Linked DNA regions of Homo sapiens: region 2 is linked to region 1. Evidence: read pairs that join two places in POLR2A ChIA-PET (ENCODE). Cell type or tissue: PC-3. All regions are shown on one strand. Links, peaks and the distances in the headings refer to the core of each region. The heading gives the core; the rest is flanking DNA.

The links. ChIA-PET counts read pairs that join two places held together with the same protein. Peaks named below come from ENCODE experiments on the same cell type or tissue, not always from the same donor. Only the 100,000 strongest peaks of a DNase experiment are listed, where the experiment ranks them.
Region 2: POLR2A ChIA-PET joins it to region 1 with 18 read pairs; 1 of 35 experiments calls an interaction of 5 or more read pairs at or near these places.

The regions. Positions count from the first base shown.
Region 1 is chr10:33,705,581-33,713,896 of GRCh38, reverse strand. It overlaps LOC124902408 (a long non-coding RNA gene), which reads right to left and starts at 7,909. Exons shown (of 2, transcript XR_007062108.1): 1 at 7,814-7,909; 2 at 4,504-5,381. In PC-3, for the core only: no CTCF peak of the experiment used is centred there; no DNase peak of the experiment used is centred there; H3K27ac peaks cover 557 bases.
Region 2 is chr10:33,301,863-33,310,178 of GRCh38, reverse strand. All of the region lies in intron 2 of NRP1 (neuropilin 1), which reads left to right. Among named protein-coding and RNA genes, the nearest start is that of NRP1, 29 kb to the left of the region's middle. In PC-3, for the core only: no CTCF peak of the experiment used is centred there; a DNase peak (open chromatin) is centred at 3,138; H3K27ac peaks cover 1,711 bases.

The DNA of each region.
Region 1 (8,316 bases), core at 1,933-6,932:
GGATTACAGCCACCTGCCACCATGTCTGGCTAGTTTTTGTATTTTTAGTAGAGATGGGGTTTTACTACGTTGTCTAGGCTGGTCTCAAACTCCTGACCTCAGGCGATCTGCCTGCCTCAGCCTCCCAGGGTGCTGGGACTGCAAGCGGGAGCCACCAAACCTGGCCTCTCCCTTTCTGTTCATGCAGTTTGGTACCACATTATTTTTCGAGGCAACCTCCTTGTGCACCTGGTTCACATGAAGCTTATTCTCAACATACACAGTCTTTATCTTTTTTGCTGGCACTAAGTTACATTTTCCCCATACCACGTTGTTCAGTTTATTTTTTTTAACAGGATGAAAGATTGTACATTTATTTTGATTATATGTTGTCATGATTTCATCCTGACGAGAACTTATAGAGCTAGTGCCATAATCCTACATTTTTTGTCCTTCTAAATCTTCTGTGTGCTGCAGATCCAATAAAGCCACCTTTTCAGTCGTCCTCTAAGTGGCTATGCCTACCGTTGTATCGGACAAGACCAGGATGTGGCAATGGCTTTTGAGTATCTTTTCTTTTGAATCATTTGGCTGGAATGTACGAAGCCACCTTTATTTTCATTAGGAACTCACCTGCCTCCTCTCCATTATTTCTTATATTCTCGTTATCTGTAAATGCAGTGACCGAAAACAACAACCATTTTATTTATGCTCACTGATGATGAGCCAGGAATTTGGACAGGGCACAGCAGGGTGGCTGGCGTCTGCTCCACAGTGTCTGGGGTCTCAGCTGGGAAGACGTGAATGGCCAAGGGTGACTCAAAAAGCTGGGGGCTGAAATCATCTGGAGGCTTCCTCACTCGCATGTCTGGCGCCTGGGCTGGATCACTCAAAGGCTGGGCTCAGCTGGGCCTGTCAACCTGAGCCCTGACACGTGGCATCTCCATGGAGTTCAGGCTTCCCGCAGCATGGAGCTGGGTCTGCGAAGAAGCATCCAGAGAGAGAATATTTCAAGAGAACCAAGGGGGAAGCTGCACAGCCTTTTCTGACCTAGCCTCAGAAATTACAAAGCATTGTTTTCTTCTATTGGTTGAAGTCAATACAAGCCTGCCCAGATACAAGGGGAAGGGGAACTGAACCCCACCTCTCCATGGAGGTAGTGTCTGAGAATTTGGGGGTCCTTGTTTTTTTAAACGTCACGTCTGGCTGACGTGTGATTGACAACTTTCCAAATCTATTCAGTCTCATGAGAATACATTTTTGTCAAGGTTTTTTTCAGGGAGGGAAAGCAACAAGAAACACATGTATGAGCTATATATTTGTAATGCTCAACCCAGATACAGTTTTTTTGTTGCTGTTGTTTTAGTGTGCAAATTTTGGAGGTGCATTCAAAGATTAGTAGAATATTTCAGAGTGGGGAGAAGGGAGAGTTGGAGAGTGGAGGAGGGAGGGATTGTTAAGGGACATTAGACATTATTTTATATATTTTTTTGAGACAGAGTCTCACTCTGTCACCCAAGCTGGAGTGCAGGATGCAATCTTGGCTCACTGCAACTTCTGCCTCCTGGGTTCAAGCGATTCTCATGCCTCAACCTCCCAAGTAGCTGGGATTACAGGAATCGCCACCACACCTGGCTAATTTTTGTATTTTTAGTAGAGACAGGGTTTCACTATGCTGGCCAGGCTGGTCTCGAATTCTCGACCTCAGGTGATCTGCCTGCCTCGGCCTCCCAAAGTTTTGGGATTACAGGCGTGAGCTACTGCACGCGGCCAAAAAATTATTTTAGATTAATTAGCCCATTATTTGATTGCAGTGAGGGTTTCACAGATGTACACATATGTCAAATTTATCAAATTTCACACAACAAACATGTCGAGTTTTGTTTTGTTTTGTTTTTGCAAATTATATCTCAATTAAATGTCTTTAAATAAAAGGCTGTGATACAGAAACTCAGCCTGGGTTTAAGGAAGTAACTTACATTTCTATGAACTAGACACTTTGATCAGTGAGACAATATAAATATTTGGTAACATGATAATATTTAAAATTTATTGTAGCCATTACAAGTAACTAAAAACACCAAATATTAGAATCTGCTAAAAAATACTCATAAAAAGATAAATATACTTCCACACATGCAAGAAAATCAGTATTTTTTTTTTTTTTTTTTTTTTTTTGAGATGGAGTCTGGCTGTTGTCCAGGCTGGAGTGCAGCGGTGAGATCTAGGCTCACTGCAACCTCCGCCTCCCAGGTTCAAGTGATCCTCCCGCCTCAGCCTCCCGAGTTGCTGGGATTACATGCAGGCTACCACACCCGTCTAATTTTTGTATTTGTATTTTTAGTAGAGACGGGGTTTTGCCATGTTGACCGGGCTGGTCTTGAACTCCTGACCTCAAGTGATCCACCTGCCTCGGCCTCCCAAAGTCCTAGGATTATAGGTGTGAGCCACCACACCCAGCCAATCAATAGGATATTTTAAAAAGCATCGTACTGGATGGGTTGAGTATTCTCTAGTGCCATGTGATATTCAAGGCCCTAATGAACCATGCGTCTGATTTCCGTACTTCATGGATCCCTTCTTCATGAGTGGTTTGATTCTCAACCTGGAACATCCTCCCCTTATCTGCTCCTGTGTGCAGTTGCTGTTGAGGCTGAAGAAGCTCCCGCTAGTGGAAGCGCTGCCTCAGGTAGAGGAAATGTCCTGCTCTGTCCCGAGACTGCAGAGGGCTCATGGCCCTAAGGCCTCTCCAAGACACACCCGCTCTCTGGATTGATTCATGGGAAGTGAGACAGCAAGAGCAACAGGCAGCCTCCCCATGTCAGGGGTAAAAGTGAGTGAACTCGAAAAGCAAAATCCAGGGGTAAGACTTGGGGAGATTTCCACATTGTACTTAAAGGAAACCATACCACTAGTAAGGTTACCTGACAAAACAAAGACAGTTTTGAAATCTTAAAACTAAATTTTTATCTAAATAGTTTTAGCCAGATTTCATATTATAAAGTTTTTTTTTTTTTTTTTTTTTTTTTTTTTTTTTGGAGACATGGTCTTACTCTGTTGCCTTTACTCTGTTGCCCAGGCTGAAGTGCAGTGGTGAGATCATAGCTCACTGCAGCCTCGAACTCTGGGCTCAAGCAATCCTCCTTCCTCAGCTTCCTGAGTAGCTGGGACTACAGGTGTGCAACTACCATGCCTTGCTAATTTTTTATTTATTTGTAGAGAAGAGGTCTTGCTATGTTGTCCAGGCTGGTCTTGAACTCCTGTCCTCAAGCAATCCTCTTGCATCAGCTTCCCAAAGTGCTGGGATTACAGGTATGAACCATGGTGCCTGGGCTCACTTTTTTTTTTAAAATCATCACATGATATCACCATTTAGAATTCTTGTTCTCAAGGGAAACAGCGGGCACAGTCACCACATCTAATAGCAGTGTCAGTGCTGGTGTGACAGTTTTAGAAGACGAGCTTCCAGAAGGCCTAGGGTCTGTGTGTTGGTGCAGTGAACAGACAGCCTCACTGCATACTGAACTCTTCTCTGAGATCAAACGGGTGATAATGGATTATGGATTGGCCAGCTCTAACTGGCCAAACTTCAGAAATGTGCCTGGTTCACTGCCTGGATGTAAAAATCATTGTCATTTTCCTCTTGGAGTTTATGTTTCAGTCCTCACTGCAACCTAGTAGCTTCTAGACAAACATTCCCCTCGGAACATATGTTTGAAAGGGAAGGCGTATGTTCCCTGGAAGTTCTGTGATGGAAATGCAGCTTAGGATTCCAAGTGCTCCCTTTAAGAGATTCAAGCGTTAGCAGACCATTTTAATTAAAGTTCTCTAGACAGGAGGCAGAAAAATAAGATTGACTGGAATGAATATAACCTGCATGGTGCGGTGGAAAAAAACCCATGTGGGAATGTAGAGTTACACTACACGTTTTCAGGAAACAAATCAATATGTAGTCCACAAACAAAGCACGAGCCACCGAAAGTTGAAGTTAAAAATATCACATCAAATGGCTTGAGGCATACATTTATTTGAAAAAATACATCTTTATTGCCTTACAAATTCGCTTTAACAAGAGATTCGTTTTCCTACTGAAGGACATGCTGATTATTGTCCTGTGGCTTTCAATTAATAAGTTCACAGTTAACAGTTTTTAAGTACACTGAATCATGTAAATTTCCATATTGCAGCAGCTAATTTATTTGTTTATCGTGGTGTAACAGGCACTGCATGAATCTGGTTTTGAAATCAATTCCAAGCAAAGCAGATGATTTTTGCAGGGCAGACAATATGTAATGAAGACCATCAAACCTCTCCCTGTGCCACAGCATCTAGAGTGGGTCTCATGCTGCCACTGCAAACCGAAAAGGTGAGGAACCCACATCAATATCCACACAGGCATATGGGAGGATGGTGTCTTGTTTCTGTGTGACTGTCTGTGATTCACTGCTGTCTTTTATTTATGATTCCACAATTTTTTCTTTGAGAGTTCTTAATGTATTCACAGACACACAAACACAAGGATCATTAAGTTACAAGCTGGGTTTATTTACCATTTGCAGCTAGTTCAGATGGTATGCCACTACTGAACAGCATTTGAATTTTAAGATTACATACCAACATTTCTTCTTTTCCCGCACCCTGTCCCAGACCCAGGCATGCACATGGAATTTTATTCTAACTTCTGGAAACTGATTTCTCCATAGAATGCTTTAGGATTAAAGAGGAATTCTTTTTAAAGACCAGACGTTGAAAAAATTCCCTATAGAAGCAATAGAAAGTCCCCTGGGGAGAAAGAGGGTTATGAAGAGGGAAAGTATTTGGAGAAAAGAGACAGAAAAGAACATTAGAAAGTTCTGACACTATTTTTTCAAAAAAAAAAAGTCATAATGATGATCTGTGCCTTTGAGATGAATAAATGAATAAATGTTTGAGCATTTCAATCAGCAAAATGCACAGACCTTGAAGAAAAAGTGACACAAAAGCATTGAGAGATAAAATTGACTAAAATGTCCTCAGTTAATTTGAAAATTTCAATACACTCTGGAAATTGCTGGCAACCAGAAGAAACCTCACAGCCATGCAAATAGGAATTTTCTTTTCCTGCGTGTTCATGCTGATGGTGTAATTGCATTTCTGAATGTATATGCTAGTATTTATAATGGCCTTGAATGTGTTGATCTTGGACATTTTTCTTATGTAACTTATTAATGTTAACATTTTTTCCCAATGCAATATGAGCTGCCATAAGGGTCTCAGTCCTAAAGCAGCTTGATTTCTTCATATTTGGTGTTCCATGAACATAATGAGGAGAGCCCGTTTTTGTCCGTTGCGGAGCTGTCATTTAAAGTGGCCGCCACCTTCCACATTTGCCCCATCTGTCTTTTTTCAAGCCTGTCTTTGTTCTGCAGTGGAAAAATGGGCAAAGTAGAGATTAAAAACACGGAAACTACGATAGATTGAAAAATATTTGAATAATGCCCTTAAAAGTGGTTTAATCTGGGTTTCTTGAAAAAATAAACCTCAGATGTAAATAGCCTAAGAGCGAGTGGATCTTGTTTCAATATGAGGACTAGTTTTTCCGGGAAGCTGGACACTCTTAACGTGACTCTCAACCCTTGTGTCCTTGGGAAAGTAAGACTTAATGCCTTTTGGAGAATCAGTCTTGGGCCCTTGGCCATTTCTCATCTTGCAGGTTGCAGATCTTTTGACACAAAAGTTAGGCATTGTGATTTGCATATTAGTGTATTCCTTTGTGATTTCTGAGCAGAGAATATGCCATCTATAATAAGACTTCATATTTCTTCAGTTAAAATACACCAGAAACCAACATAAAATTAGTCACAGCATTCTTTAGTTACCTCTCCCCTAGGTTTCAGCACTCAGGAAGACAAAGAACTGAATATTAGATAGAACAATTCGGTTCAACAGACCAATATTGCAGGAAATTTGGGAGGTGAAAGAAGTGCCTATCAGATTCTTTGAATTTAGTGCTCAAGAAATGAAAATTCACTGACAGTGTGAGTTATGGCCATTCTTGATTCAGGAGAGGAGCAGAAGCATGACAAGACAGCCTCTTTTGTGTGTTGACTTGCAAGGGAAGGCACATAGCTCCTGCTCACGTAGGTTGTTCATTGAGTCCCATCTTGAGCATTTCCTTAATGGCACCCACTGTGGAGGTAGGAGGCCACCTGACATGCCAGCTGACAATGTCACCTGACAATTAGTCAATTTTCATAGGTTACCTCTTCATGTTACATAAGCTAAGACCCAGATGCCAATGGACAAAGAGTTTGTAGGTAGAAGGGCACCTGGATCACATATAAATTCATAATCTAGAACTGCCAACTCCATGTGTGTTATGAAATTCATAGATCTGTTCTAAGCACACATTTGTGATGTAAATTTTCAGATTCTTTTTTTCTTATGTTAATGGCCTACTCAAAAATTTGAAAGAGATTCTGAATGTAGATTTCAAGTGCTTTACTTTTATGTGGCAGGTATACTTTTCAATGCCATCATTTGCTATTTGTCGAGTGGCTAGATTACTACTGACTCTTTTTGGGTAGAGATTAATGGAGTAAAAGATACACTTTTTCTGAACTTTTGATGTTGTCATGGGTTGTAGAGAAAAAGAGGGTGCATATATGTGTATGCAAGGTTGCTTTTAATTCAAAACAATCTTGGGGAATCATTGGCTCCTTGAGAAACATTAGAGTAAAGAAATGGTTCCTGGTACACACTGGATAAGAGATGGGATAAATGGGTTTAATGCTTCCTGCATGGGCAAAAAGGACTCCCAGAGTCTTGTGTGGTGGACTCTGGGATGCAGGATGAGGTGTTGTTTAGCAGTTGAGGAAGTAAAAATTGTGGCAGACACTCCACGACATAAAGAATCCAAGATAGTACTGATAGGTCAGTGTTTAGGAGGCTAGAAAAAGTGGAAATCAGACAGGCTTATTCTTCAATAACATTGCCAGCCAACTTCATGACTGAGTCTAGCCTGGATGACCTCCAAATATTCTCTTCTGAGAGTCCAGGATTATGAAACAACAAACAAAATGGGGATAAAAAATACCAAATTAAAATAATTATGGAAAAGTGTTGTGAAAGTTAAATGTGATGAGTGTAAGGTGCTGCCTGGCATTTAATACACAATCATAAATGTGAAATGTTGCTGTTCTTAGATAACTATTATATGTAAGATATGATAATGACATTATTGTTAATTATTACCATAATCTTTTACAAGGAAGAAGAATAGGCTTGGAGGTCCAGGGAGGATTTTTGATTAAGTGAAGTTCTTTAAAAATTACAACCATAATAATGAAGATTTCTTGGTTTTCATCTAGTTAGAAATACCTACTGGGTTCTGATTGTTTCCCACTGTAGTGAAATTTTACTCTTAGGAATCTCAAGTGGATTGGCAAGGATAATGGGCCAAACAAGGCTTGTGAGCCTCAGGGAACCTGAGTCACGCTATCTATGGCAGGATGCCTGAACTATGGACACTTCCAGGTTGTCTGGAAGCTCCAGTGTGGGAATGAAGTCAGCGCCCCTTCCCACGGTATGTAGAAACTCTTTTCTCCTCCCAGCTGTGCCTAAATTTATATCCCTTGGAATATCAAACAAATACATCAGCTGGCTGCATCTTCCTCTTCTAGGTTTTCTTTTCTTGGTCACACAGGGGTAAAGAAAAACCTATGGGTGAGCCCCACAGCTACACCCAGTATCTAAACTGAGTAGGGAAACATCCTCCCAAAAAGAAAGACAACATTCCTAAATGTGACAAGTAATGCTTCTCTAGAGCTGCGAAGAAAAGGCCCCCAGTACTTACGTTTTGCTATATCAATCAGCCAAAACTTGTTAGAATTCCATGACATGAAGTTACCGAGGAATCTGAGATGCAGAGAATGGGGTTGGCACTGGGGCTGGATAGTAGGAGGGAGATATGTCATAAGTGATACAAATAACTAAGAGTCATCATTCCTGCCCTCAATAAATTTCAACCTAGATGCCCTGTGTATTTGCAATGGTCCTTGAAAATCCCCCAAATATATTTTTATCCTAGTCAGTCCTACAACTTTAGGTGCTAAATTGATAGCTGCTTTTGGACTTGAAATTTAAAGTCCCTATGCTCAAATCTCAACTCACCTTGTGTTGTAGTTACTTCCTTAAAATGAAGTCGCCCATCTCTTCATCACCAAACTGGAAATCTCAACTTTTTGATTCCTCTTTCTTTCTCTCCCTGAGGTCAGACAGCTGCTGAGTCAGGTGGATTATTTGCCCACAGGGTCTGTCTCATATCACTACGTCTTTCCTACTTCCAACTCCATTATC
Region 2 (8,316 bases), core at 1,196-6,195, 400 kb after region 1:
AGGAGATCAAGACCATCCTGGTTAACACGGTGAAACCCCGTCTCTACTAAAAATACAAAAAAAATTAGCCGGGCGTGGTGGCGGGCGTCTGTAGTCCCAGATACTCAGGAGGCTGAGGCAGGAGAATGGCGTGAACCCGGGAGGCGGAGGTTGCAGTGAGCGGAGATCGCGCCACTGCACTCCAGCCTGGGCGACAGAGCGAGACTCCGTCTCAAAAAAAAAAAAAAAGGCAAATACAGCAAGAGAGTAGGTCCTATTTCGAACATTTTGAGAGGCTTTTAAACATTGCAGGTAGAGATGTGCAAAAAAGAACTTGAGAAACGGGAAACTGGGCAAAGCTGGACATAGAAATGTGGGAATCACTTGTTGGCTAAAGCTGTAGAAATTGACTTTTCGTAGAAGGGCAAGGAGAAAAAGAAAAGAAATAAATGTCTCGAGAAAAAGCCCCCTTGATGGGATGGATTAAGGTTAGAGGGTGTTCCAAGGACAATGGGAAGGCGTTATGAGAGAGGTACCAGTTACAACAGTGTCTTGCTACAGAAAGCTGCTGATGTGAGCATTTCAAAAACGGAAGCATTGTTCACAGTGTCAGGTGCTAGAAAGAAATACAGGAAATTGTGGACATGGGCGATACAGTAACTAGGCTCACCAGGACCCTTGAGGCAGCAGCTTCACCCAGCCCTTGGGGCAGTACATCCTAACACAGACATTCAGCATTGAATGCATATGAAGAGACACCGCGCATTTCTTTGGATTTGAAAGAAATACACGCAGAACATTCTAAGACATTCGAAGCAAGATGATCAAGATCTACGGTGATAAAAATGTATTTCACCATGTAGTCTTAAGAGGAAGGGTGGAATTAACTTGGAAAACTTATGTAGCCCTCTCACAGAGGGCAAATATGTTTGATATCACTTAATACTTCTGACTGATTAGTAGTGGCCATCTGTAGTACATTTGAGAAACTTCTTAGAAAGAAATGGCTTAATAGGTTGCAGTGTTCAGTGTGGGCAAGAGGAAAAAGTGGCAGCACAAGTGCCCCAAAACTGCCATCTCTGCTCCATCTATGAAAAGATAATGTGATTCATAAAAATAATATTTTAGAAAATATTTAATTTTTATTACATTAAAAAGTGGACTGTTTTGGAAATAGGTTAATACTCATTTTTAAATGGGTACTAACTTTATTTGGGGCTAACATTTCTATAAATTAAGAAGAACTTTATTTGGGACTAACATTTTCATAAATTAAACAAAAAGGCATGTATATTTATTTTTCTTGAGCACAAAATTATCTGAAATGAATTTTAAAATATATATTTTTGGCATATATTCTTTCTGCTTATTTTCTTTGCATTTAGAAATATGCATTTTTTAAAAAAATTGAGGCCAGGCATGGTGGCTCACACCTGTAATCCCAGCACTTTGGGAGGCCAAGTCAGGCAGATCATTTGAGGTCAGGAGTTCAAGACCAGCCAGGCCAACATAGTGACACCCCATCTCTACTAAAAGTACAAAAAAATTAGCTGGACATAGTGATGCATGCCCATAATCCCAGCTACTCCAGAGGCTGAGGCAGGAGACTCACTTGAACCCGGGAGGCAGAGGCTGCAGTGAGCCGAGATCGCGCCACTAAACTCCAGCGTGGGCGACAGAGTGAGACTCCATCTCAAAAAAAAAGAATAATGAGATTATTTTCTATAGACAGCTTTTATCCTACCATTTTCTCTTGAAATTACATGTAAAACATTATATTAGGCTCTTAAATATATATATTATATACATATATATGTATATATATAAAACTTTTGTTTTATATATAAACCTGTACGTGTACAGGTTTGTTATATTGGTAAATTGCATGTCACAAGGGTTTAGTGTACAGATTATTTTGTCACTCGGGTAATAAGCACAGTACACAATAGGTAGTTTTTTGATCCTTTCCCTCCTCCCACCCTCCATCCTCAAGTAGACCCTGCTATCTGTTGTTCTTTGCGCCCATATGTATTCAATGTTTAGCTCCCACTTATAAATGAGAACATGCACTATTTTATTTTCTGTTCGTGCACTAGTTCATTTAGGATGATGGCCTCCAGCTGCGTCCATGTTCCTGAAAAGGACATGATCTCATTCTTTTTTATGGCTGCGTAGTATTCCGTGGTGTACATGCACCACATTTTCTTTATTCAGTCTGCCATTGATGGGCTTGTAGATTGATTCCATGTATTTGCTATTGCTAATAGTGCTATAAAGAACATATGTGTGCATGTGTCTTTATGGTAGAATGATTTATATTCCTTTGGGTATATACCCAGTAATGAGATTACTGGGTCAAATGGTAATTCTTTAAATATTTTTAAAAACAAGCATTTGGTAAATCACATCTTTCTAAAATAATTTTTATCTAAATGGCCTAGAATATTTAGGACATTTTCAATTTTTCAAGATTATAAATAATTATAAATTATGATGGAATGAACATCTGTATGCATAAATCTTGATGTATGCTTAGGGATTTCTTTAGAAGAGATTTCTAGAAGTGTGGTTGCTGAACTAAAGAATAAAACCAGTATTAAGACTCTTGATATATACTCCAATTTGCTTTAGAAGATAATTCATGGAGGTAGGGGAGGTTGGGGAGGTTTACTTTAAAACTATATCTATGTTTTCAAAGAAATTGATTTTTTTTTATGGCACAAATTGATATTTTAAATCAGGAATTGGCACACTTTCTGAAAACGGCCAGATAGGAAATATTTTAGGCTTTGCATGCAAGACAGCCTCAATCTCAACTGTTCAGCTCGTCCGTCATACTGTGAAAGTAGCCATAGACAATAGGCAAATGAATGAGCATGGTTGTGTTCCAATAAAACTTTATTTACAAAAACAAGCAGTCAGATAGGTTTGATCTACAGGCCATAGTTTGCTGACCTCTGTCTTAATTGAGAGTCCTGTTGTTTTGTGAAAATATTTGAATTGTGACTGTCAAGAATTGGGAGGCATGCTTTGCAAAATTCCCTTTATGAAGATTTGAGCCTATGGGATCATGAATCCTAGTTATAGTCTTGGGAAGGGAGTAAATCTGCTTTTGTTGCAAAGCGATTTGGAAACTAAGCAAGGAAGCTATGAATCAGCCTGTCATTTCAACATATGCAGAGTATGGAAAAGTCCATAAAGTTAGGCTTCTGTTTGCCTCTGTCAGGCAGCTGTAGCTCTGCCCTGAGTCTTTTCTTTGTGTACTTTCTTGAGAAATTCAGTCCAACTCCCACAAAAGTAATCACAACCATGTTTGCAAGTTAATTTCACACAATATTGATTCAATCAAAGTCTCTATCACTCATTAATTCCAGCATTTCTACACAATTCCTAGGAAAACAAAGCTTGAAGCTGCAAGGAAAGAGTCATCTGAGAAATAACTTTGTTCTCATGAAACCTACCCCATTGGGAATATTTTTCCCAGATGTTAGGCATACAGTTGCTTTTCCTTAGGTGACCCTTTATTGAGCAGCTAAAAGACATCATTGACTACCTTTAACAAAAGTGTAAATAACAAAGGAAATCAACCATAATTTCTGAAATAATATGTCTTAATTAGCAGTTATCTGTCAAGGAAATTGTAAACTGACCACAGGGATAAGATATGTTTTACCATATTAAGTCGTTGCCTGGCCTGTCTTAATCTCTTGTTGCTTCTGAAGGTGCTTTGAATTCAGAATCTTTATGTCAAAATAGAGGATGAAGGAAGCTGCTTTCAGTGATTCTCAGATCTTACATAGATGCAGGAGCGTGCACACACACACACACACACACACACACACACCCTTCTGACCCGCAGAATGCAAAAGCAGCTGCCTTCGTAAACACTACATCAGAGTCCGGCAGTGGTTTAACACTCATTGTCCTGCCTCTTTTATTTAAGCCAGAGAAACAATGTCAGCTGGATGCAGACAGCTCTCTGCCATGAACAGAAGTGTTTTTGCAGGCTAGCCCAAGCAAGTCACAAAGAGTTGGGGGGAAAAATGGATTTAGCCTTTGCAAATTAATATAAACAATCACTTCCCTACATGTATGACAGCTGGAGTGAAAATTTTGGTTAGAAATATTTTTTACTGGCCTGGCACGGTGGCACGCCTGTAATCCCAGCACTTTGGGAGGCTGAGGCAGGCAGATCACGAGGTGAGGAGTTCGAGACCAGCCTGGCCAACATGGTGAAACCCCATCTCTACTAAAAATACAAAAATTAGCCGGGCGTGGTGGTATGTGCCTGTAGTCCCAGCTACTCGGGAGGCTGAGGCAGAAGAATCTCTTGAACCCAGGAGGCGGAAGTTGCAGTGAGCTGAGATCATGCCATTGCACTCCAGCCTGGGCAACACAGTGAGACTCTATCTCAAAGAAAAAAGAAAAAAAGAACAGATTTTTTTTTTTTTTTACAAAGAGATCCCAAAATTGTGTTCCCGTTATCATAGACTTTTAGTCATGGTATATGATTTTTTAAACCTATAGAATTTTACCCATGTACTGTTTGGCAGCTAACGGAGAATCTGACCTCTCTAGTTGATGGGTAGAGAAAGTGGAGTTTAGGCAGGAAGTGACTTGCCCAGTGAGTGGGTCCACAGTGAGAACTTGGTTCCCAGGATTCCCGAGACAACGATCCCCTCACTGAACACACTTGTCTTCAGCCATATTGCTTTCCCTACTTCTTACTTTTCCAGGTAATGCATAATCACGATCTGGTGTTTGGGAGTGCATGCACCCATTTTGCAGCTAGACCTTCAGGGGTTTATAACTTATGCTGTGTCATCCTTAAGGGCAGAACAGGGACCAATGGGTAGAAATTATAGCCCTAATATACCATGAAAAGGTTTCCAACATGCATCAATTATTATTTTCCTAGGATGTCCACATTATATCTTGAGCTATTTTGACTTGAAAGGTGCACAAAAATTTTTTAAATCATTTTTGTAGATTATATATGTTTGTAAAGTGCCATCCAGCACATTGGAATAGTTATTCACCTAAATATATGATAGCAGATCTTCAGCACTGAGTTACCAATGAGATCACACTAAATCATTGATTCACATTCTCCTCCCCATGTGCTATGGAGTAGTTTATTGTACTACCACAAAGTGCTCATGCCTAGGCTGGCAGAACACACCATCATGGAGCACAATGCTCTACAGCAAGTCATTCTTCAATTTCAAAGAATCGATTGGACTGTTTACATTACTTTAAGTCAATCTGGTTGCATGGATGCTTCTGCTTTTTGAATGTCATTGCTTAGACTCAAGACATATGGGTTTCTACGCTATTTCTACTCGTGTGACAGACTGCCTCGAAAAGCAGCGAGCTCCCCTTCCACCAGAAGCTTTCAAGGGGTGGCCAGATGCCATCTGTGAGGAGTGCCATGCATTTCTGTAAAGCCTCAGACCTAGACTGAATTGGATCCACAAATAAATGGGGAGGAGTCGACTGTTGAATGCCAACCATGTGGTCTTTTGTTTAGATGGGGTCATTCTCATTTCATCCCCCAGAGAACATAAGGAAAGACACAGCTTATTGCAAAGCTCTGTTTGAGTTGAATAATGTCATTGGAATGGCTGCTAGGGGACCATCATCATACACTGGGGTTCTGGTGCCCTAGTGCTAAAGAGTGGGAAGACCAGTGAGGTCATAATTGGTAATAAGTAAATAAATAGGCTTTCCTTTTTGAAAACCCTTGAAAGAGGGGTCTATGAGAAGGGTCTTATAGAACAGGACAGGGTTGACTGACAGAGAACTCACAGAAAGCAAAACTCTCCGAGGTTTCCTTTTGGTAGTATTGGTTTTCCTCCCCATTGTCTTCTTAGCTTTCTCAATTTTTTGCTGTGGTGAAATAGTCCATCTGGGGGAGGGAATTTCATTCAAAGAAAGAAAAGTCAATCAGTGAAAGAAGACGGAATGGAGACCAGAAATAGAAAGAATTTTAATGAGAACATGTCTTGGGTCAACTCCTAACCTAATTACCATGATGTCTTTCCGTTATTTTCAACTATTTGGCCTGGGTGTGTGTGTTAACCAAATGACATTGAGTTATTTCCCAGAACAGCTAAGTGCCACACAGGAAATACTTGCTGCTTCATGTGATTTGGTTGAATCCCCAATTTATAGCTTGAAGGAAAAACAGATTCTCAAGATTTGGGAAAAAATCAGAACCTACATTTCTTATTTCTCATTGTCATGACAATATTATTTGATGTTAATCAGAGAAAACACTGGAGCTTATATCAGTGTATATCATATGCCAGTATCATAGTGAGTACTACACGGGTATAGAAAGATGGACAATGACTTGTTTATTGTCCTTGAAGGGGTCACGGTCAAGTGGGGAGTCAGGACTTGCAAACAGATATGTTATATCTTAAGAAGGTGAATGCTATAACTAAAATGTAAATAAAATGTTTTCTAAGTTGGTTCTCAGTCTGTTTGCTAAATGTGCAAAAGCACATTTAACATTTACTTTCTTATCATTAACCACCAACCTCTGACTTCGAGACACTGAAACAGACAGAACAGCCATCTGCAAGTTCTGGCTTCATCATTTTGTTTCCTTATTACAATGAAGTAAGGCCCAGGTCATTGTCAATTAGAAATGAAATAAAGTAGAGTTTAAATACGAAACTGTTTACCGATGCTCGTACCTAAAAAGTATGGAAGGAAGGGGCGAAGAACTACGCTATAATCCCCTGGGATTGAAAAGTTTATAATCTATTTCAAAAGATGAAGTTTATCCAAATAATGAGATAGTAAATGGAAGAAGATAATTTATTAAGTGCCCTCTGAGTGGTGCAGAGAAATCTACGATAAGAATTCAAAGCATCCTTTCTTCTTGTCAGGTAATTAACAAAGAAGGATGTGTTCCAAGATAAGATGCATTCAGGAAAGAAGGTCTTTCGAAAATGTTTGTTTGTTTGTTTTGGTACACTTTGATCTACTCACCCAGTTTAGAAAGAAGGTAGAGGAAAAGCTTTGTTCTCTCCCTCACTTCACTCTTCCATGGCAAGGTTCAGAGACAGGTGTGATTAACTAGAAATAAATGCAAAATTCTTGAGTGACTCTTGAGGGACAGCTTTTTGCCTGAACTGGTTAGCTCATAATGAAATCACGGGGGAAAGATTCGCTGCCTTGGACAAAGATGTACCCAACTTTGAAATTATGAGCTGTGACTCTAAAGTTGACCCTAAAAACAGACCTAAGCAGTCCTTTTACATGGAATGATGTCTCCAACTAGGAAGTCATTGACTATCCTCCCATTTCTCAAAAACAGGCCACTTACCAACCATGGGGATAAAACTAAACTTTTTTGGTGGAAGTCATTATTCTTATTTCCAACCTCTGAGACCCTCAAGGTTGCTGGGGCTCTTCATGCAGTCCTTCTGTCCCTCTTTCATATTCTGAACTGATGTTTGCTTCGCTCACCCTCCCTGGCTGCTAACCAGGAGGGGACCCCTGCCAGGGCCATTGCTCAGAGGAATCTTTGTGTTTCTCCAAGCCCTACCTCCTCATTAACAGCAGAGCAGCTGCAACTTACTTCTCCTGCAACTTCATGGAGTCCTGGCAAATTGCCTGTCACCTCTGCCATAGATACCTAGTAATGTACCCTCCAACAGAGGATCTCATCTGGAAAATAAGAGTGGCTGGCAATTTAGGGGAAGTTCTTATCCAATAGCCATCTTTTGATCAAGGAGGAGCCCACAACCTCAGAGGAAATCTTTCCTGTTTACAGACTTCTGGGGCTTTGAAAGCCCTGGTAGGCTGTGGGCCAGCCATCCTTAGCTTTTACGCAAAGGGGCCAAACAGGATGAGACCAGGATGGAAACTGCATATCATAGGAACCCAGAAGGGCAGGAAGTAACAACATAAGAAGGAATTCTTGATTAAAAGCACAGTTAGAAGGTTGGTGTTGGGTGGGGTAGGGGATAATGACATTAAAATGCGTCTAGTTTGTATGTGTGTTTGTTATAATAAAGCCATTAGCCCATCTCCTTCAGTTGCGTTTCCGTTGTTACATTATTCTTCACTTTGGAGAAATTGGAAATTTTTTTTTATTATACAGAGACTCTGTACTAAGTAGTCTATTTGGAGGAAAATCAAAACTCCTTTCTCTCTCTCTCTGTCTCTTGCTCTCTTTTTCTTTCTTTTTATAAATTCTCTATGTGAAATAGAACCTAGGAAAGACCTTGTTATCCTTTGCAGAATTCATTATTCTAGAACTAATTATTGGGATATTGAAAATAAGCAATGTTTATAAAGGGTAAAGTTGCTATCCATATG